Regions from separate parts of the Mus musculus genome. Here region 2 is linked to region 1. Evidence: chromatin loops called from intact Hi-C (ENCODE). Cell type or tissue: heart. All regions are shown on one strand. Each heading gives the region's core, and the rest is flanking DNA. Links, peaks and the distances in the headings are about the cores only. Region 1 has its middle 31 kb from the start of Gm16311. Region 2 holds the start of Dab2 (disabled 2, mitogen-responsive phosphoprotein).

The links. A loop is a pair of places that touch in the nucleus more often than their neighbours do. Peaks named below come from ENCODE experiments on the same cell type or tissue, not always from the same donor. Only the 100,000 strongest peaks of a DNase experiment are listed, where the experiment ranks them.
Region 2: a loop joins it to region 1, with 3 times the contacts of the local background. A loop is called at or near these places in 4 of 42 quality-filtered maps.

Annotation. Positions count from the first base shown.
Region 1 is chr15:6,273,584-6,284,577 of GRCm38, forward strand. No RefSeq gene overlaps it. Among named protein-coding and RNA genes, the nearest start is that of Gm16311, 31 kb to the right of the region's middle. In heart, for the core only: no CTCF peak of the experiment used is centred there; a DNase peak (open chromatin) is centred at 5,178; H3K27ac peaks cover 564 bases.
Region 2 is chr15:6,381,073-6,392,066 of GRCm38, forward strand. It overlaps Dab2 (disabled 2, mitogen-responsive phosphoprotein), which reads left to right and starts at 5,676. Exons shown (of 15, transcript NM_023118.5): 1 at 5,676-5,860. In heart, for the core only: a CTCF peak has its summit at 5,554 (motif pointing left); DNase peaks (open chromatin) are centred at 5,529, 6,129, 7,249, 9,799 and 1 weaker place; H3K4me3 peaks cover 3,032 bases; H3K27ac peaks cover 3,299 bases.

The DNA.
Region 1 (10,994 bases), core at 1,638-9,637:
AAAAGTCTTTAATTTCTTTCTTTATTCCTTCCTTGACCAAGGTATCATTGAGAAGAGTGTTGTTCAGTTTCCATGTGAATGTTGGCTTTCCATTATTTATGTTGTTATTGAAGATCAGTCTTAGGCCATGGTGGTCTGATAGGATACATGGGACAATTTCAATATTTTTGTATCTGTTGAGGCCTGTTTTGTGACCAATTATATGGTCAATTTTGGAGAAGGTCCCATGAGGTGCTGAGAAGAAGGTATATCCTTTTGTTTTAGGATAAAATGTTCTGTAGATATCTGTCAGGTCCATTTGTTTCATAACTTCTGTTAGTTTCACTGTGTCCCTGTTTAGTTTCTGTTTCCACGATCTTTCCATTGATGAAAGTGGTGTGTTGAAGTCTCCCACTATTATTGTGTGAGGTGCAACGTGTGCTTTGAGCTTTACTAAAGTGTCTTTAATGAATGTGGCTGCCCTTGCATTTGGAGCGTAGATATTCAGAATTGAGAGTTCCTCTTGGAGGATTTTACCTTTGATGAGTATGAAGTGTCCCTCCTTGTCTTTTTTAATAACTTTGGGTTGGAAGTCGATTTTATCCGATATTAAAATGGCTACTCCAGCTTGTTTCTTCAGACCATTTGATTGGAAAATTGTTTTCCAGCCTTTCACTCTGAGGTAGTGTCTGTCTTTTTCCCTGAGATGGGTTTCCTGTAAGCAGCAGAATGTTGGGTCCTGTTTGTGTAGCCAGTCTGTTAGTCTATGTCTTTTTATTGGGGAGTTGAGACCATTGATATTAAGAGATATTAAGGAAAAGTAATTGTTGCTTCCTGTTGTTTTTGTTGTTAAAGTTGGCATTCTGTTCTCGTGGCTGTCTTCTTTTAGTTTTGTTGAGGGATTATCTTCTTGTTTTTTCTAGGGCATGGTTCCCGTCCTTGTATTGTTTTTTTTCTGTTATTATCCTTTGAAGGGCTGGATTCGTGGAGAGATAATGGGTGAATTTAGTTTTGTCGTGGAATATTTTGGTTTCTCCATCTATGGTAATTGAGAGTTTGGCTGGGTATAGTAGCCTGGGCTGGAATTTGTATTCTCTTAGTGTCTGTATAACATCTGTCCAGGCTCTTCTGGCTTTCATAGTCTCTGGTGAAAAATCTGGTGTAATTCTGATAGGCTTGCCTTTATATGTTACTTGACCTTTTTCCCTTACTGCTTTTAGTATTCTATCTTTATTTAGTGCATTTGTTGTTCTGATTATTATGTGTCGGGAGGAATTTCTTTTCTGGTCCAGTCTATTTGGAGTTCTGTAGGCTTCTTGTATGTTCATGGGTATCTCTTTCTTTAGATTTGGGAAGTTTTCTTCAATAATCTTGTTGAAGATGTTTGCTGTTCCTTTGAGTTGAAAATTTTCATTCTCATCCACTCCTATTATCCGTAGGTTCGGTCTTCTCATTGTGTCCTAGATTTCCTGGATGTTTTGAGTTAGGATCTTTTTGCATTTTCCATTTTCTTTGATTGTTGTGCCGATGTTCTCTATGGAATCTTCTGCACCTCAGATTCTCTCTTCCATTTCTTGTATTCTGTTGCTGATGCTCGCATCTATGGTTCCAGATTTCTTTCCTAGTGTTTCTATCTCCACTGTTGCCTCACTTTGGGTTTTCTTTATTGTGTCTACTTCCCTTTTTAGGTCTTGGATGGTTTTATTCAATTCCATCACCTGTTTGGTTGTGTTTTCCTGCAATTCTTTAAGGGATTTTTGTGTTTCCTCTTTAATGTCTTCTACTTGTTTAGCAGTGTTCTCCTGTATTTCTTTAAGTGAGTTATTTAAGTCCTTCTTGATGTCCTCTACCATCATCATGAGATATGCTTTTAAATCCAGGTCTAGCTTTTTAGGTGTGTTGGGGTGCCCTGGACTGGGCGAAGTGGGAGTGCTGGGTTCTGATGATGGTGAGTAGTCCTGGTTTCTGTTAGTAAGATTCTTATGTTTACCTTTCGCAATCTGGTAATCTCTGGAGTTAGTTGTTATAGTTGTCTCTGTTTAGAGATTGTTCCTCTGGTGATTTTGTTACACTATATCAGCAGACCAGGGAGACTAGCTCTCTTCCCTGAGTTTCAGTGGTCAGAGCAGTCTCTGCAGGCAAGCTCTCCTCTTTCAGGGAGGTGCACAGTTATCTGGTGTTTGGACCTCCTCCTGGCGGAAGATGAAGGCCCAAAACAGGATCTTTCCCAGAAGCTGTGTTGCTTTGGCCTGCAGACGGGCTGTGCGGACACCTGTGCTCTGACCAGGAAGGTGGCAGGTTGTCTGTAGCCAAAAATGGCGCCGCCTCAGAGGCTCTGTGTCTCTCACCCGGTCCAGAAGCTGCTGGCGTCTGTGTTCCACACTCTCACCCGCAGACCGCCCGCCGTGGAGTCCCGGAAACAAGGTGGCCCCCACGGAACGTGAGGCAGAAGCCTCTTGGGCCGGGTGGACCCCTGTGCTCTCACCAGGAAGGTGGCCGGTTGTCTGGAGCCGGAAATGGTGCCGCCTCAGAGGCTCTGTGGCTCTCGCCCGTTCCAGAAGCTGCTGGCCTCTGTGTTCCACACTCTCACCCGCAGACCGCCGGCCGCAGGGTCTCGGAACCAAGGTGACCCCCGCAGAACGTGAGGCAGAAGCCTCCCGGGCTGTGCAGACACCTGTGCTCTGACCAGGAAGGTGGCAGGTAGGGGTGGGTTGTTAAAAGGTCTTGGGTATCCCAAGCTAGTCCAGATCTCACCAAGCAACTAAAGAGTACCTCAATGGCTGATCCTTCTGACTCTACTTACCAAGTTATACCACTAGAGACGGCTACATTGGGTTTTTTTTTAAGGGTGTGTGTGTGTTTCTGTTATTGTTGTTATTCATCTGTTTTACAGGTATAAATGTTTTACCTGTATTTATGTGTGCTAAATGAGTGCAATACTCTCAAAGCCAGAAGAGGGCCTCAGACCCTCTGGGACTGGAGTTACAGACAGTTGTGAGCTACCACGTGGGTAATGGGAATTGAAACTTGATCCTCTGGGAGAGCAGCTAGTGTACTTAAGCGTGAACCATCTCTCCAGCCCCTGTTTGTTTGTCTTTTTGAGACAAACTCTCACTATATAGCCCTGGCTGCCCTAGAATTCACTGTGGAGACCAGGCTGGTCTCAAATACACATATCTGCCTTCCTCTGCCTCTCAGGTGTGAGCCACCATGCCTAGTGTCAAAAACAAATTATTAAAAAGAAAATCCAAGTACATTTTTTAAAATCTGTCTGTGCAATCCCCATCACCCTTCCGATGTCCATCAAGTACCTTTATTGGTGGAAATATTTACCAATATTACCTTCCTTCTTAACTTCTCACCTTAATACCACTGACTTCAAAAACCTGCCTGTTCAGCTTCCACCTTGCTGTCTCCTCTAATTACTCTTCTCAGCACACTGAAGGCACCTGAGTATTGATCCTTCACAGGGTTCTCAGGTACCCTGGCCAATGACCAGTGTTTCAAGTAAGGGAAGGAGGAAGCTGCCAAGAGAACCTTAGAAAGGGCTTCTAAAGCTTGTGGTTTCTGGAGAGCAATCTTTAGGAAAGAACCCCCAGACAAGGTTAAATAAGATGGAAAGAGAAGGAGAAAGAATCTTGAAAGAATATGAACCTTTGGCTGATGTACAGGAGCTCGGAGCATCAGAGCTCTGTTACCCTCAGAACAGGTAGCCAAGCTTTCGCCACCCCCAATCGATGACCACCATAGGAACATAGAGAGAATGGTGGTCTTGAAGTCTCTCAGCAGGTGATTCGCTGCCATCAGAGATTAACAAGCATCCAGAAAGGACTCTGAAACACCCATGTAGCAGATAGATAGATGCTCCAGCTCACAGAGGAACTCAGGTGGAGTACCAACAGCAGTGACTCCTACCATAGTGATGGACAGGAAGAGGAAATGGAGGAGAGACAAAAGAGGGAAAGGTGATCACGAACAAACACAGGCAGGTATTTAAATGATTAGGTCACCCTGGCTTGGAAGAGTTCCGGTTCAGGCTAAGGCAGCCTCTACGCTCAGTTATGGTAGGACACAGTAAATCAACTACAGTCATCTGAAGGCATTTCAAAATTCCAAAATGTTTAGCATGGGAGCAGGGATTCCTGCTTAGATGCGCATTCAGCCGGATCTGAATTCCCAAGAGAGTTAGAGGAGCAGATATCCTTAAAGTCTTCTAAAGCTAATTCTTTCCCCATACAACTGTGAACCTTAAAAGCAGCTGCTAGGCTTCCCCAGAGATGGTTTAGTTTTGGAATCATATAAAAGGATTCCTTGGTCCAGTGGTACAGATTACCCTCAGAGCTAAGAGGCTCTGTAAATTATGCTATTGAAACCTTCGCACTTCCTCGTTCTGATCTCTCCCTGTCATCAGCAAGTGTAATTCCCAAAGTTCCCTCTTCAGTCAGTCCTTCTCTGCAGGCGCACCTCCAAGACTGGGCTTGAATCAGGGTAACAGGCTGATTACATGTTTGCCGAATTATTTTAGATGCAGTTTTAAGACAACAACAAAAGTTTGTCACTTCGACTTTCTTTTTCATTACATTCTGATCATATTGCATTTTTAAATCTCCGAGTGCATGCGTGCCTGGGACATGTGTGGTAGTCAGAAGACAACCTATGATGTTAGCCTTGTTTGAGACAGGATTCCTTGTGATCAGCTGCTACACAGTTGCGGTGACCCCTAAATTTCCAGAGATCACCCTGCCCCCAACTACCATCTCACATAGTAGCTATCGTGGGATTATAGACACATGTTCCCATATCTATCCTTTGTAGGATTCTGAGATGTGAACTCAGGTGCGGCCTCCCACACACACAGCAAGTGCTTTAACAACTGAGCCACCTCCTCAGCTCCCGATCAGACGTCTATACTCAACAAAAGTCGTATTTTTCTCCCTAATACTCCTACAGCATAAAAAGGTAGAATCTCCAAACCAAATAGTAAACATTGTTGAGAGCCATTAGCACAAAATAGACATCGGTAGGAGGAAAAATGTTTTATAACACTTGTATGCCCGGAAAAAGTGAAAGTAGAAGAGACATTTAAGAAGTCTCTCTTCTTACTGAGCAACTTGTTTCTCCCCAAAAATTTGTGGCTCCAGTGACAGTCATCAGGAAATTTGGTGATGTCATTTCCTTCGACTTGGCCAGTTACATAAATGCTGGATAATAGCCAACTAAAACAGTCCTCAAACAGATGGCCATGTGTGTAAATGCCAGAAAGTGAGACCAGCTATTTGCAGTTCTATTTTTTTTACCCCACACATGGTATAATGTTTATTTTATAGCCTCTCTTATGGACTTATGTGGATCATTCCTGTCATTTTTTTTTTTTTAGGGGCAGGATAGTTCCCCAAGGAAGCAGTCATAAAACACAAAACACAGATCACGAAGTCATGAAAACTAAGGTGTGGAGCAGAAGCGAGCAGCATCACTGCAAGAGCGTAAACCGTCAGAGTGGCCTGCGAAGTGCACTTCATACTGTCGAACACTCTAGAAATGACGTGTCTGAAACCATCAGGAGATTTCAAGCATGGGAGATTTTACAAGGGGGCAAATGAAAGCACTCAGGGGGAGGTCCTAAAGAAGTTAGAAGTAGTATGTTTACAGGGATTTTATAGGGGTTGCAAGAGTGCATACTTCATAGACTAACTTTTATCCCTTCAAAGCACAAGTAAATTTGGCCACAGAGCATCTTCCCAGCAACAGTGACCTGTACCTCTCCTTGTTCCAAGTCCATATTGATGTAATCAAGAGAAGTTTACACTTTTGTAACTGTGAAGAATTTCAGTTATGCATAATAAAACACAGCACGGAGCTTAAGGCTTTTCAGCTTCAAACACAGACTTCGGCTCTGGTTTGCAAGGACTGATAATAGCATTTCCTTTGTGTTCTCTTAGTAGTGGGTTCAGCAAATGCTATGGTGGTTCAAAGAAAAGTAAATAAAACCTTTCCAAACTCCACCATTCAGCTTCCTTTGATATTTCAATACTTCAATTAAATAAGGCAGGCAAAGTTTGCTGTGTCTACCTTCTCACACCAGGTAACTTAGAGGTAAGAGGAGAGAAGCAGTAAGTGGTGAAGAGAATGACGATGCTCCTGGCTGCTTTCTTCATCATGAAAATATTTTCTCCTTGGTATTCAAAGAATTTAATTTCTCTTCCACCCATCGAATTCCCAAAGTATGTAGCTACACATCATAACTTCCACCTAAATATATAGCAGTAAGTCACTGAATTATTTGTTCATAAATCTTAATTAATTATGGTCTGAAGACTAAGCTGGAAGTTGCTGATGGAGAAATACCAGCTGTGCGCTCCTTAACGCTTTCTACACTCCATTTTCATCTTATTTCTTTGTTCTGTTTAATGTTTCTACCTAGCGCTGTGCTAGTCTAACCTTTCAATCCCCACCCCCACCCCACCCCCAAATGTTTAGAAGCCTGCCATTTCCCATGAGTCTTCCATACCCTTCGGTCAGGGCAGGACAGTGTCAGAGGCCCTGTCATCTTTAGGTAAGATGGTGTCCTCAAAAGGTTCCGTGCTTATTTTGGATGCTGCAGCCTGAACTCCACCAAGCACAGTAATAAGTTCCATATGCCCCCCCCCCTTTTTTAGAACACATTTTCAAAGCAGCAAATGTTTTGACGGATTGGCTCTTAGAGAGCCTAAATACTGTTCTACACATCGTTTAGCATTTCACAAGGCCCCTACTGTTAAAGTCTGGGAATGAGGCCAGGGTAACCTACCTACAGTGCTCTAAGTAATGTGAAAATATTGAGAATTCTTAACCATCCTGCTTCTCTGAGATGTATTTGGAATGTGAAGATTTCTTCTTCACTGCCATGGAACTGTGTGAATGTGTGGGCGTGAGCACATCTAAGTTAAAAAAAAAAAAGTATTGGGCCTTTAGAGTCAATAAATTAACCAAAAACCTCCATGATGAGTTTTCTAGATGTTTGAACTTTTAAAGTTTCCGTCTAAAGTAGGTGGTGTAATCTGATCTTAAGTGTAGGAGTGCATGTGTGTGTGTGTGTGTGTGTGTGTGTGTGTGTGTGCCTGTATAAGCATGACTTTGTGTGTGTGTGTGGGGGGGGGGGGGGATGAAGTATTTAGAAATACCACACAAGTCAAACAATAACTTTTAATATTGCTATTTGTAGGTGAAAAGTTCCATTATTTCCCTAATATTATCTCTGAACATCTTATATATGAATTATTTCCTTCTTTCTTTTGCTATTGTTATCATTGCTGCTGCTGCTGTTGCTGCTGCTGCTATTTGCTCTCAGTTTTGGAGGTGGGCCTTGGACTTGTGGTCCTCCTGCTTCAGCCTCTTGAATGCCTAGATAACCCATGTGTTGAATACTCATTATTTAGCAGCATATTCTACAGATTTGTTTAAACATGGATCTCATCTGAACTAACTCTCTGACTCTTTCCTAGGTCCCAATTTGAATAATATGGAGTTAGAACCTGAAATTTCTATTTTAAATATATATGTTTTAATTTTCATGTGATTGATACATTCAAAGAAACAATATTTTCTTGGCCAGTCTATATAATCATCTAAAATTAATCAAGTATGATTAATTCGGGATCTTGTATTTTTATGCTATGGTTAGTAATTAGTTTATAACCGACTGATATTTGAAAGGACAGTAATGGACCTCTTTTTAAACAAGTATTTTTATTAATTTTTGGGATTTTCATACAATGTATTTTTATTTAACTCATGGTCCTCTTGACTCTTCTCCTTGTCTCCACCTTTCCCTTCTACACAATGACTTTTCTTCCTTTTTCCCAGCCCCCAATTGAATCAAGTTTCTGTTGTGTAACTACTCTTGGAACTAAGTGAAATTTCTAGTTTTAAGAATTGTCTTTGGTACCCAATATGAAAATGAGGGACTCATAGGAAACACATCACAACCTGAACCCTAACTGAACTGTATTTGGGTACAGCTGCCACCTCTGTACCTGTTTTCCTTTTAAATGATTAGTTCCCAAATGTCTTTCATATAATCCATTCTTCTATTAAAATCTTATATATGCTTTGGCATCTATTATTTGTTACCTATTTAAAGAAAATGCTATACATAGTAATCAATTCATAGTGATATACCTATTATCATTATTATTATTATTATTATTATTATTATTATTATTATATTCTTGATAAGAAAATGCATGGTAACATGCTTCCTCACAAATGTAGCTTATGAGGAAGGAGGTGTAAATAAGTTGGAAGATACAACATTAAGAATGATTCAAGGGGGCTGGAGAGATGGCTCAGCAGTTAAGAGCACTTAGCTGTTCTTCCAGAGGTCCTGAATTCAATTCCCAGCAACCACATGGTAGCTTACATCCATCTGTAATGGGATCTGATGCTCTTTTCTGATATGTCTGAAGACATATACAGTGTACTTATATACATAAAATAAATAAATAATTTTTAAAAAGAATGACTCAAGGATTGCTGAAACAAGAGTAGTACATTCCAATGGACTCTGGTAATATCAATAGGATGGTAGGCATGTATTACCTGGTTTATTAAGTATGGAAACCATAAGGAATATATCAACATCAAAGAGTACAGTAAGTTCTTATATTAAAATCAATTGCACAATTTAAAATGTTTAGATCCTTAACTAAACTGCCAGAAATTAATTTTTCCACATCTACTACAAAAAAAATCACCTTAGAGAGTTTGTTCGAGCTGAACATAGATCAACTTTGTAGAGTCTTGTGTGGTAGGTAAATATGAAAATATTAGGCTTTGCATTGTTATTAATATGATTATTGAAATGTTAATCAATAATTGTTTATTAGCCAGGCATGTGTAACAACTTCCTCCATCCCCAGAGCAACTAATAAAATAGATAGATAAGTAATTAATAAATATAGATCTCTAATATTACTTATCACATTCTGATAGAAAAATGAAAGAGTAAGATGTCGGGGTTTTGACAGCATTATCAAAGGCAGCCAGAATGAAACCATTCACAGAAGTGATGCTTTCCAAAGACTGAATAATGAACAGGAAACTTGTGCTGGTTGCTATTTTGTGAACTGAACAAAAACTAGAGTCACCTGAAAAGCAGGAACCTCAATTAGGGAATTACTTCCATCAGACTGGCCTGTACCCATATCTGTGGGTCCCTTTCTTGGTTGATGATTGATGTGGAAGAGCCCTGCCCACTTTGGGATGTGCCATTCCTAAACAGGAGGTTGTAGTTTGTATAGGGTACTGAGCCCAGCAAACCATGGGAAGGTAACCAGTAGGCAGTGTTCGCCCATGGTCTCTGCCTCGGTTCCTGACTCTAGGCTCCTCCTACCTTGATTCCAGCCCTAAATCCCCTCAGTAGTCAGTTGTAACCTGGGATTTAGAAGATGAAATAAACCCATTCTTCCCCAAGTTGTTTTTGTTCAGTGTTTAGTCAAAATAACAGAAACTAATCTAGCACAAAGTTATAGTCTACATACAACTCTCAGAAAGAATTTGGAACAGAGGCAGGCATGTTGTGTTGTGTCCAAAAGTGGAGAGGAGCCATGTGTGTGGCCAGTGAGATGGGATGAGAGACAACAAGCACCAGACAAGCGTGATGCAGGCTTTTTTATTATTTCCTTTTAAACTGATGGTCAACATTTTCAACATATTTGCATTTTAAGAAACTAAATGGCAATTATTTTCTTTTGACGGTGGGAGCAGGAAAAGTACTTTTAAGTTATATTTTCTTTGGTTTGGTTTAGATTTTTGAGCTGGTGTCCAAGGTGGAAATTCTTTGTGGTTGGCATCTGTTCTGACTTGTAGGAGGCCTTGCCCTACGCCGTTACCCGGTTTGAAAATCCCAGCTTGAGTCTAACGTTTCATTTTTTTAACTAGGGAAAATACAGATGTGTTCTTTTAAACCTAAAACTGCGAGTATGCCCAATAGCTCATCAGAGAAGAAATCATAAAACGCTTCCTTAGCTAGAATTTCATGCTCAACTTCCTCCATGTTCCCCAGCTAATTATGCCAAGCTGTTGATGGTTGTTCGTTCGGCTTTCTAGTGGATTGCAGGATTTTCCCAGTTGAGTACAAGAACAATGCCATCTACTAAGAGGAGGGGAGCCCCTCACAAAGTGAGCACTGCCATGTGTATTCTCCTGAATAATATCTATACAGTGCACAGCAGAAAAAACAACACACAGCATTTTAATAAAATGTCAGGGCTTCCACAGAGTTACGAAGTTTCAGAATTGGGTGGTGCCATGGTGGCTTACTAGCTTCCACCACCATTATAGACATGAAGAAAAATACATGCAAATAAACAAGCTATCTTAATACAATCCCTTAGATTAAAGTATAAGGGTTTTAATGAAAATGTGGCTTCTCTAATTCCTTAGATTTCCTCTTTATATGTTTATATATACAGATAGATATGTTTGCTGCTCATGAAAGAAATTAGATTCTTTTAAGTCTTTATTATTGAGTGTGTGTGTGTGTGTGTGTGTGTGTGTGTGTGTGTGTGTAGAGATAGAAAAAGAGGGAGATGAAAGGGAGGGGAGAAGGGAGGGAGGGAGGGAGGGAGGGAGGGAGGGAGGGAGGGAGGGAGGGAGGGAGGGGAAAAGGGAGGGAGGGGAAAAGGGAGGGAGGGGAAAAGGGAGGGAGGGAGGGAGGGAGAACAACTTAATAATATGGAAATGGTACATGCTGGAGAACAACTTTGGGGAGTAGGGTTTTCTTTTATCCTTCCACATGGGACGTGGGAATCAAAGTCACATCCTGAGGTTGTCAAAATTGTAAGACAAATGCTTTTACCACTCGGCCAACTTGCTGACCAAGGGTTCTTGTTGAGATACAAAAAGGAAGGAAGGGCATTCATTCTTCAATGATTATTTCATAAGTACATTTCACTGGGCATTTCTGTGAAGACAAATGATTTCTCTTGTTTCAAAGTTCAACAGCAAGAGTGTTGTCAGCAACCCAGTAGTTCGTC
Region 2 (10,994 bases), core at 1,952-9,951, 110 kb after region 1:
TTTTCACCTTCATATTTCTATGAACACTGAAGCAATCAGCATCTCTGTATATGGTGCTTGCTTTCTGTCTGGTTCACAGATTCTTTTTTTTTTTTAATTAGATATTTTCTTCATTTACATTTCAAATGCTATCCCGAAAGTCCCCTATACCCTCCAGAGACTGCCCCACCCGGGGTCCATCCCATAATCAGCCACCAAAAGGAGACACTATTGCATATTGTCCCCCCCTCCCCCCGTCCTGCTCTCCTACCCACTCACTCCCACTTCTTGGCCCTGGTATTCCCCTGTACTGGGTCATATAAAGTTTGCTAGACCAAGGGGCCTCTCTTTCCATTGATGGCTGATTAGGCCATCTTCTGATACATATGCAGCTAGAGACATGAGCTCTGGGGGTACTTGTTAGTTCATATTGTTCCACCTATAGGGTTGCAGACCCCTTCAGCTCCTTGGGTACTTTCTCTAGTTCCTACATTGGGGGCCCCGTGTTCCATCCTATAGATGACTGTGAGCATCCACTTCTGTATTTGCCAGGCACTGGCAAAGCCTCACCGGAGACAGCTATATCAGGGTCCTTTCAGCAAAATCTTGCTGGTGTATGCAATAGTGTCTCCTTTTGGTGGCTGATTATGGGATGGACCCCGGGTGGGGCAGTCTCTGGATGGTCCATCATTTCATCTCAGCTCCAAACTTTGTCTCTGCAACTTCTTATTTTATTCCCTATTCTAGGGAGGAATGAAGTATCCATGCGTTGGTCTTCCTTCTTGATTTTCTTGTGTTTTGGAAGTTGTATCTTGGGTATTCTAGGTTTCTGGGCTAATATCCACTTATCAGTGAGTGCATATCAAGGGACTTCTTTTGTGATTGGGTTACCTCACTCAGGATGATATCCTCCAGATACATCCATTTGCCCAAGAATTTCATAAATTCATTGTTTTTAATAGCTGAGTAGTACTCCATTGTGTAAATGTACCACATTTTCTGTATCCATTCCTTTATTGAGGGACACCTGGGTTCTTTCCAGCTTCTGGCTATTATAAATAGGGCTGCTATGAACATAGTGGAGCATGTGTCCTTCTTACCAGTTGGAACATCTTCTGGGTATATGCCCAGGAGAGGTATTGCTGGATCTACTGGTAGTAATATGTCCAGTTTTCTGAGGAACCGCCAGACTGATTTCCAGAGTGGTTGGACCAGCTTATAATCCCACCAGCAATGGAGGAGTGTTTCTCTTTCTCACATCCTGGCCAACATCTGCTGTCACCTGATTTTTTGATCCTAGCCATTCTGATTGGTGTGAGGTGGAATCTCAGGGTTGTTTTGATTTGCATTTCCCTGATGATTAAGGATGTTGAACATTTTTTCAAGTGCTTCTTAGCCCTTTGGTATTCTTCAATTGAGAATTCTTTGATTAGCTCTGTACTCCATTTTTAAATGGGGTTATTTGAATTTCTGGAGTTCAGCTTCTTGAGCTCTTTGTATATATTGGATATTAGTCCCCTATCAGAGTTAGGATTGGTAAAAATCCTTTCCCGATCTGTCGGTGGCCTTTTTGTCTTATTGACAGTATCTTTTGCCCTACAGAAGCTTTGCAATTTTATGAGGTCCCATTTGTCGATTCTTGATCTTACAGCACAAGCCATTGCTGTTCTGTTTAGGAATTTTTCAGATTCTTCTTCATAAGGTAGAAAACGGGCTACGTGGTTGCTATCAACGTTCTTGCAGGGCTGTGTGCCTTTTATCATTTTATTTGCAATGCTAAGTATATTTTAATTTTTGATAACTCACATTGGCTTGGTTGCTAAATAAAACAATATTTATTTGAGTGATAAATCATATTAAAATACTCTCTTCCTTTATTACTTGTCATTATGTACAAAGTGTAGTGAAGTGTGATTAGCTATATAAATATATGATATTGAATTTTATTTATTTGTATTTATTATAGTTTTTGTGTATGCACACGCATGCATACTTGCTCATGTGTGTGGAACCAAAAGCACAACTTTTAGGAGTCAGTTCTTTCCTGTCATGTGTGTCCTGCAGCTGGGACTTTGCAAGGACTTTGCTGCACTTTGCCAGGCTTTGCAAACAGCACCATCTTGCTGGCCCAATATTGAATGCTAAATGTCTGTTTCAAGGTGTTCCAGTTTCCCCAAGTATTCTAGTGGCATCATCAGAGTTTCACTATTACTACAGGCCACATGCAAATAGATTGAATCCTGTGGCATCGTAAGGAATGTAGCAAGAAAACAAATGTCAGAAAACCGAAAGACAAAAAAAAACCTGTCTTCCAAGGTTCCAAAAATATTCTCAGAGAGAGAGAGAGAGAGAGAGAGTCAGAGACAGAAACAGAGAGAGAGAGAGAGAGAGAGAGAGAGAGAGAGAGAGAGGAGGGAGAGAGAAGAAGGGAGAGAGAATGCGGAGGGAGGGAGGAAAAAAGCAGAGTTGGATGGGATGAATGGATAACAAAAATAAAGACCAACTCCCAATATTTGGTTATCCCTGTCAGCAGTTGATTCTGATGGCATCTGTTTTTCTTCAGTGTTAAATATATAGGATTAGTGGAGGGCAAGGAACTTTTTGTAGAAACAACAGTCTTTTTGTTTGTTTGTTTCCTTTTGGGGATTTTCTTTTCTTTCCTTTTCCTTTCTCACTTGACAGCCTATTTATTTATTTATTTATTTATTTAAAAAATTGAAAACGCAGAAAGAAGGACCTTACCCGATAAATCTCAGTCAACTCTTCTTTGATATTTTTTTTCCCCTCTTGAACTTACTCATCCTCCTGCCCCAGCCTCCAGAATAGTTAGGACTAGAGACAGATCCCATCTTGCCATGCTTGCTTTGTTTGGTTTGAATAGCTCTATGTGTCCAATAAGCAGAGAAGTGGACAGTTTCCTTGAGGCCGATACGATCTATCGTTCACGGGAAATAAGCACAATTCAAACAGGCAGTGTGAGGAACACTGAGCAGCTGAGGAATAGGCAGGGGTGAGGGGTAGGAGAGAAAGGGCCAGACGTTTGAGCTAAGAATCGACAGTTTTCATCATGGAAGAACAGACATACATAGGATAGCCTGCATAGGCAGAGCTGCTGTGAGAGTACATTCCAGGAAAACCTTAAGAGATTACTTTAATAATAAACCATGCATTCTTCAGCAAGCTGTCACGGGATTAACTACCCCTTTCTCGGCTGGGAACACAGTCCAGACTCCACCCCACCCTACCACAGGGCAGGTTTTTGTGCAAACGACTGTCCTTATGTGGGGACCTTGGTTTATAAAGCACTGCATTTAATTTTTTTCCTACTTTAATTCTCTAAACAAATTTTAGTGGTGATGAACACCGGGGTGGACTTTGGTGTGTGTGTGTTTCTTATGTGGAGATGTTCATTTTAGACTTACTGAAAAGTTATCAACTTAGATGTGGTAGGAATGGTAAGAAACAGGACCTCCTGGGATAAAAAGAGTTAAATTTATTTTCATCCCCCCCCCCCCCCATAATGTGAGCAGGACATTGAACTACTGCCAAGACCAATATCAGCACCCTAGAGGTATAAAAATACACTGCAAAACCAGAACTCTCTACTGTGGGCTCTTTAGATTTCTGTCTAACACAAGGGTGTTCGCTTTAAGCAGCCACTATGAGCCTGCTGCTCACAAATGAGCTCTTTGGGTCCACATCACTGCTTCACAACTGCAGTTCACAGCAGATGAAATCGTTTTCTTTCTCTGGTTTCTAAGGCAAATCCATTCCATCTAGTGGGAGCAAGTTAACACATTTTGATAATAATCTTTCAACTATATAGATAAAGACAAAGGCCTAAGTGGCCACTTCCACATTGAGAAATGATTCATGTCTGTCTGTAGACTTGTTTCTTTTATATTATCAGAGCCCCTGTTTGTGTGAATGAACTACCTTTTTTTCCCCTAATTTTTGAACTTTTTGAAATGACACCATTTCTCTAGACTACTAGATTTGAGAATCAAAGTGTGATGTTCTCAGAGCTAGCAGAATTAAAGTTCGCACCTATGTCTTGTGCCTTCATAGAACTGAAAAGTAGACCTTCCATCATTCACTGAAAATCCTTTTTTTTTCAACCATAGAAAATTACCTCAGAGGAATATTGGAAGCACACACACACACACACACACACACACACACACCTCTACTCTGCACACCCAAGTGTGAAGGGAATCCAGAGGTCAGGTAGGGGCAGCACCTGGACCAGCTGTGTTGCTCTGTGTCTCTTACTCTCCCTGCATGAGGGCTGCTCCAAGCCTGACCTACTTGCAAGCAGAAACTGCCACTCTCATTGAGCTACCTCAAATTACAGTGATTTTGCAGCTGGGGCTAGGCATGGACCACAAAATACATCCTTGGTGCACCATAAGCCCAATTTGAACCCTGGATTCTCAGTGGTAAAATGCAAATCCATTGTGTTGCTTACTCAATAAAATCAATAACCCGTTTCCATCCAAGTCACAATTTGTCATTTTCATAGTCAGTACATTCTGCTTACAACAGGGGAGGAGGGGCAGGAGGGAGAGGGAAGAAGAGGAGGAGCAGAAGGAAAAACAGACAAGAGGAGGAGGAACAAGAAAAAAAGGACTAAATAAGAAAGTGGAAGAGGAGGAAGGGGGAGGGGAAGGAGGGAAAAGGGGGGAAGGAGGGAGAAGGGGGAGGGGAAGGAGGGAGAAGGGGGAAGGAGGGAGAAGGGGGAGGGGAAGGAGGGAGAAGGGGGAGGGGAAGGAGGGAGAAGGGGAGGAGGATCTTCCCAAAGCTTAATTTCTTAAGTACTTGAAAAGCACCACTGTTTCTGTGACTATTTAACAATTGTCCCCTGACTTTAAAATATACAGAAAAGAAATTGTGAGATTCTATAGGATTCCCAAGGTCTGCTCTGCCGGGCTATCCACAGCTGAGCATCGATGAAACACCTTCCAATACTTATTCACATATCTCAATATTTTCATGAAGGAATAAGAAATGCTGTAGAAACTAGCAGACAAAGTCATGTTATCTACGTGTGGGTGGATATACACTGAAATGATCACAAATGTAGATCATTTATATGGAGGCTAACTTGTTTTGTTTAGGCCAGTTTAATAGCGAGAATATGCTCGAGCGTGATATTAAATTTCAATAACAGGGCATCTTTTTACTTGGGCACACATAGATTTCCCTCCTGTTTAAGCACGTTCACAATTAAAGAATAGTGATTTTCTTTAAAGGTAACAATCCAGTCACATGCCCAGCTTTAGAAAGGACAGACTGGACCCGGGAACGGAAAGTCAGGAGTAAAGGCGCGTCTTTGTTCAAAATGCCCCAGGCGGTTTAGGATGAGTTCGCAGTTCGCGTGCCACGCCACTCGAAGTGGCAATCCAGGGAACGGATCTGCGAAACGCAGCTCAGAGGATCCCATCCTTTTCCTCCAGAATTTCCCTTTTCCTGTCCTTACGTGCACCCTTTCTGGCCCAAGGCAGTGTGGGGCTCCTGGCCCGGGTTGTGTGCACGCTCCTTTTTCCGGGTCTCTGCGATCGCCCCCAGCTGGCCGGGCGCACGGGGCGCAGGAGGCGCAGGAGGCGCCGGATCTCCGTGGCTTTAGTTCGAGTTAATAAACAGTTAAGTTTGGAAGACTCGGCAGACACGTTGAGGGGGAGTTACCAAGTCCAGGCAGCAAAAACATCCCGCCGCCACATTCCTGGAGAGTCCTCAGAGCCAGCATCTGATTAGAACCATATCTCTACCGGGAGTGGCCGCGCGGCTATTTAAGTGGCGTTCTCCGCGTCCTCGGCGCTGCAGCCTTGAGGCTTCGGGCGCGGGGAAGTCATGCTGGCTCCACAGAAGCACTAGCTAGTCCGTGAGTAACTCTGCCATCCCCCTTCCCTTCGGTCCCTTCTTTCTTTCTTTCTTTCTTTCTTTCTTTCTTTCTTTCTTTCTTTCTTTCTTTCTCTTTTTTTCCTTTTTTTTCTTTTTTTTTCTTTTTTTTCTTTTTTTGCGACCTACTTCTCTCCTTTGCTGGCTCCTCTCTTCCCATCCCTGCCTTGGCTGCAGACCTTGGGCGCTGGGGAAATCTTACAAATGAGACAGTGTACTCCGGGGAGAGCAGCGGGTTTTGTGGCCTGACATCTGTGGAATGCTTCCAAGGAATGCATTTTACCTTTGGGGTCGGACTCAAGGCGCCCATCCTGTGACATTTAACGAGTCCCTGTGTGTGTGTGTGTGTGTGTGTGTGTGTGTGTGTGTGTGTGTGTGTGTGTTGTACACGAGCCCTAGTTTTTAGGGCTTAGGGGACATCCCAGGGAATGCGCGGTGTGGCTGCTGACCACCTAATAAACTCCTGAATGATGTTCAGTTTTACTGTGCGACAAAGGCTGGGGACATGGTCTGTGCCTCCGAGGAGCTATTTTCTGCTGACTGACAGCACAGGGCATTAAAAATGTGAACTTTGTCTTATACCAGCATTCCTAAGAAAAGTATCTGCCCAAGCCACGTAACAAACTTGTTTTAAATCGTGAAGCGTTTGAATGCTGTTTTTCTTGACTGTTGTAAATTATTTGGAAGGATTAAGAATTCAAGAAGAGGGACTAAACTGTGTTTAAAACCTTGGAGACCCTGCCAACGTAGCGGTTCTCTTTGCGGCATAGAGCTGGCTGTTATTTCTTCCTGCCTGCTCTCCTCCACTTAATCCTGAGTCTGGAATTCAGCTCTGTAGTCGGTTTCAGATGGGAGCTGTGTGAATCCGAAGGGAAATTTAACTGGATTAAAAACAGTTAAAAAATATGGATGTTATCTCCACCCGAGGCACCCCCTCCCACCCTTTCCTCTTTCTTCGCCTGTGTTTGGAAGAAAGGGAGCCACCCTGTAAACCGAGAAGAGCAAAAACGAGCAAGCTTCCAGGCACATGGAAAGCTTTAAAAATTATGGAGGGGCAACTTCATGAATAGTAAATGTTGCTGTTGCTCTATAAAGATGAAAAAATTTCTGGCCCTAATCAGGCAAAGCAGGAGGGGAAGGGTGGAGGTAGATATAACTCCAACCTAAGTAATGGCAGAAAATTTGCCAAAATCCCTTGGAGATAGCTGATAAGGCTCCAGGAACGCTTCTGATGGGATGTCTAACCTACCTAGTTTACAATCTTGAGGCCTGGGTTCTGCACATAGTAGCAGTGACTGGTTGTTTAGAAAGGAGGGACTAGCCAGGACTCGGGAGCCACTGCTACCAAATGGCTTTTCATGGTGCTATCTTGTCCTGGATTAGGCTGCCCTGTTTTAGCTAGCTACCCCACCCACCAAGGACTCTACCTCTCTCCACTCCCTTGGTTGAGGCAGGGCACAGCAGTACTGAAAGAAATGTACTGGCTTGAGAATTTAGGAGTGTTGGGGATTCAGGCTTTGGAGAGGAAAACAGCTATCTAGACAAAGCAATGCTAGAGGAACACAGCTCAGAAGGCGAGATTAGCAAGAGCCCTTGAGAAAGCACCAGAGAGGTGTGGTGGTCTCTTCCAGCACTCGCATCAGACACAGACCACTTCTTCCCTAGTTCGTAGTCACTGTCTCCTAAAACTCGCTGGGTTCTTCCCAAGCCTTGTTTAAAAACCTAATCACAAACCCCTTCTTCCTCTACTGCAAACTCAAGCCCTTTTGTCCAACCGCGAGTCTAGAAACTTTTTCCCTGTAGGCTGCTATGCTCCGTCTTTGCCCTGAGTTCTGGAGAAGGAACCCAGGACCTTGGGCATGCTTGACAAGCCATGGAGCTGCGCTTCTCAATTCCTGGTTGGATGGTCTTACTCTGTAAACCCAGTCTAGACTTAAACTCATCATCCTCCTGCCTCTGCCTCAGGAGCCCTAGGACTGTAGGCGGAGGTGAGCACACCTCGCTAAGCTGGGCCACTTGTATTATGGCAGAAGAGAGAGATTGTGGAGGAATGGGAGGAATGTGTTCTGTCTTTGCCCTCCAGCACCCATGTATTTATAGAACTGATGATCCCGATTCTATTGATCTCCACCTGAGGATGTAAAGGAGGCTGGGAAGATAACCACAGGATGCTTTTAGGCCTTGCTGACTTGAGAAGAAAGAACAAAATCCAGAGGTTAGATCTCTCTCTCTCTCTCTCTCTCTCTCTCTCTCTCTCTCTCTCTCTCTCCTTTCCTCTTTTTCTTTTGGCATTTTGACACTGAATCCCAAAACTTATCTCTCTTCTCAGTGGGAGATTGAACACCCCCCCCCCCCCCAGTCATCGAGTCCTGGAATCCCAGGCGAGCGCCACCACACCCAGTTCAGAGTTTGCATTTCTGCTAAAGACTTAAAATTTCCAAGGTTAAACTAAGTCTAAATTCCTGTCCTTGGGCCTATTTATTTCTTGTCTTCCTCCAAGGGTTAGGTGGATTTTAGCTCACTTTGAAGATAGTTGTTGACGTGGTGAATGGTGCAAGAGCCTCCGGAAGCTGTGGACCAACTGGTCTGGACTGCTCAGCCATAGTTCTGTTACCTAAAAATTAAACGAGCAGGAAAACAGGGCTTGCTGGGTGGCTTGTAGCCACCAGGAAGTTTTGTGGGAAACTGTGCTCCTGGTGAGACCATGAGGAAGTCCCTTCTTCATTTCTCCCCCAGACTAAACCTATCACCACTTTGATGAAGCCAACTTGGAAGTACCCTGCGTTTCTTCGCCTCTTCTCTCTGTTGGGGTTTCATTCCTTTTCTTCTAGGACAGAGCTAGGATACTGGAATGGGTGGAGAGGCTGCTGAAGGGAACTCACTAACAACCTAAGTTCCTCCAGCTGAAGGCTTGCAAGGGTCCACCATTTAAACCTCCCTACCCTGGGCAGAATTAGGCTGGGAACCAGACTGGCAATCTGAAACACCTGAGTAGCAGGATGCGGCTGTTTTGGGTTTTGGGTTGGTTTGGCTTCCTCCTCCTTCTCCTTGGAGTTGTAATAAAAGTTGAAGCACTGTTACAGAATTGCAGAGGGCGGCCCAAGTCTCATTTAGATGACAAAGTATTCACATCAGATAAGTGTGTTTAAGGGAAAGCTAAATTATGGTAAGATATCCTAGTGGGTTAATCATAGCAATCAGAAGGGAAGCAAATGACCAGGTCTCCTGCTAGAGACAAAGCCCAAACAAATTCCTGATTAGGGGTACAAATGGTGCTGGATATCTTAAAGGCTTAGCAGTTCCTATATGCATTCATGTGCTAGCCGTGTCCCTCCTTCTGCCAACACAGCCCAGTTGGGTAGTAGTTGAAAGCATCTGCACAACTGTTAGTAAAATGACCGTGGACACACAGAATAACCTCTCGGTAATTCTGTTTTCTTATCTGGGGAAGAACAATAGTACGAAGGGCTGCTGAGAAGGTAAGTTAATCTATATCCTTAGAATACTTTATTCTGTTTGTCTATTTGTTTCTGCCCTGTGAACAATTGAATCAAGTGTCTTTGTGGCCCCTGAGAGCAAGTGGAGAATTTCTTAATCAGAGTGGAATACCACCCACCTATTTGAAAAATGGTAATCATTCAAGTATTCAATACTAAAAAAGCCTGTGTATTTGCTTGTGTTCACGCAAGAACAGACAGTTACTCTCTGTTCTCAGTGTGGAGGACTGCTATTTGGTTTGGTCAGAATGACCTCTGGTCTCATTTAAATCTTCCCCACACTCTCTCAGACTCCCAACAGAGAAAGAGTGACCCTTCTCCTGAAGTCAGCATTCTAGCCAAGGAAGTGGGAAAGGGAGGGACCACCCTGACTAAGCAGTGACTAGGCCAGGACACGGGCCCCAATACTATCTTGGTCCACATAGCTGGGCAGGTTGCCATGGTTACTCCCCTTCCTGCATCTTTCCACCACCCTGGAAGGAAACTTGCCTTCTCTAGCACAAGCAGAATCTGAACAAATTGCTTCCTGCTCTAAAAATGGAAGTTACTAAGTGAAGTAGAGCCTTTCGTTACTCATATGGCCCTTCCCTCACCCCTCAAACTTGTTTTAATTCTAATATAGACTTTCTAATCTTTGCTAGCTCTCACATCATCTAGACAACACAAGGCAGCTTATAAAATTTCAGTTATTACCTCAGTACAGAAGTTGCTTGGCAATTTCTTTCTCCTCTTTAACCTGCATAAACTAGCTGGGGGCAAGTGACCTGTGGCTGATCTAAGCTGGTAGGAATTCTCAGTAATGGGTCATGCCAATTTACGGTTTAGTTCTCGGGAAGTTACCAGGAAACAGAAAGTATGAAGAACATCTCAGATTTTTCAAGAAATATCTGAGTAAAGGGTGAGGGAAAAACAGGAAGTAAGGATACTAGAATGTTGGGTCTCTAATCCTGTAAGAGCTAAGAGTTGTTGCAACTGTGGAGTGGGTGCCTATGTGTAGAAAACCCTGGATTCAACCCCCAACACTACAGAAAAGGAAAATTAAGTTAAAATGCTCTTAAACCTGGAAGAAACTTGAATGACAAGTAGGTTTAATAAGCCTTGGGAGAAAGCAAAGCTAGTAAAAGCTAGTCCGTTTCACCACAGTGATGTGATGTAACACATTAGGCTGAAAAACTCTGCTCTCTGCAGAGGACATAAACTGCCACCTGTAAGCTGATTTGTAACAAATGAAGTCACCTGCCCAAGACTGCACTCTTGGGGTGTGATTCACAGCTAGAGAGATCTCTTCTTCTTCTTCTTCTTCTTCTTCTTCTTCTTCTTCTTCTTCTTCTTCTTCTTCTTCTCCTCCTCCTCCTCCTCCTCCTCCTCCTCCTCCTCCTCCTCCTTCTTCTCCTTCTCCTCCTTCTCCTCCTCCTTCTTCTTTTAAAGGTTTATTTATTTATTATATGTAAATACACTGTAGCTGTCTTCAGACACTCCAGAAGAATGCACATCAGATCTCACTACAGATGTTATGAGCCACCATGTGGTTGCAGGGATTTGAACTCAGGACCTTCAGAAGAGCAGTTGGTGCTCTTAACCATTGAGCCATCTCTCCAGCCCGAGAGACCACTTCTGAGA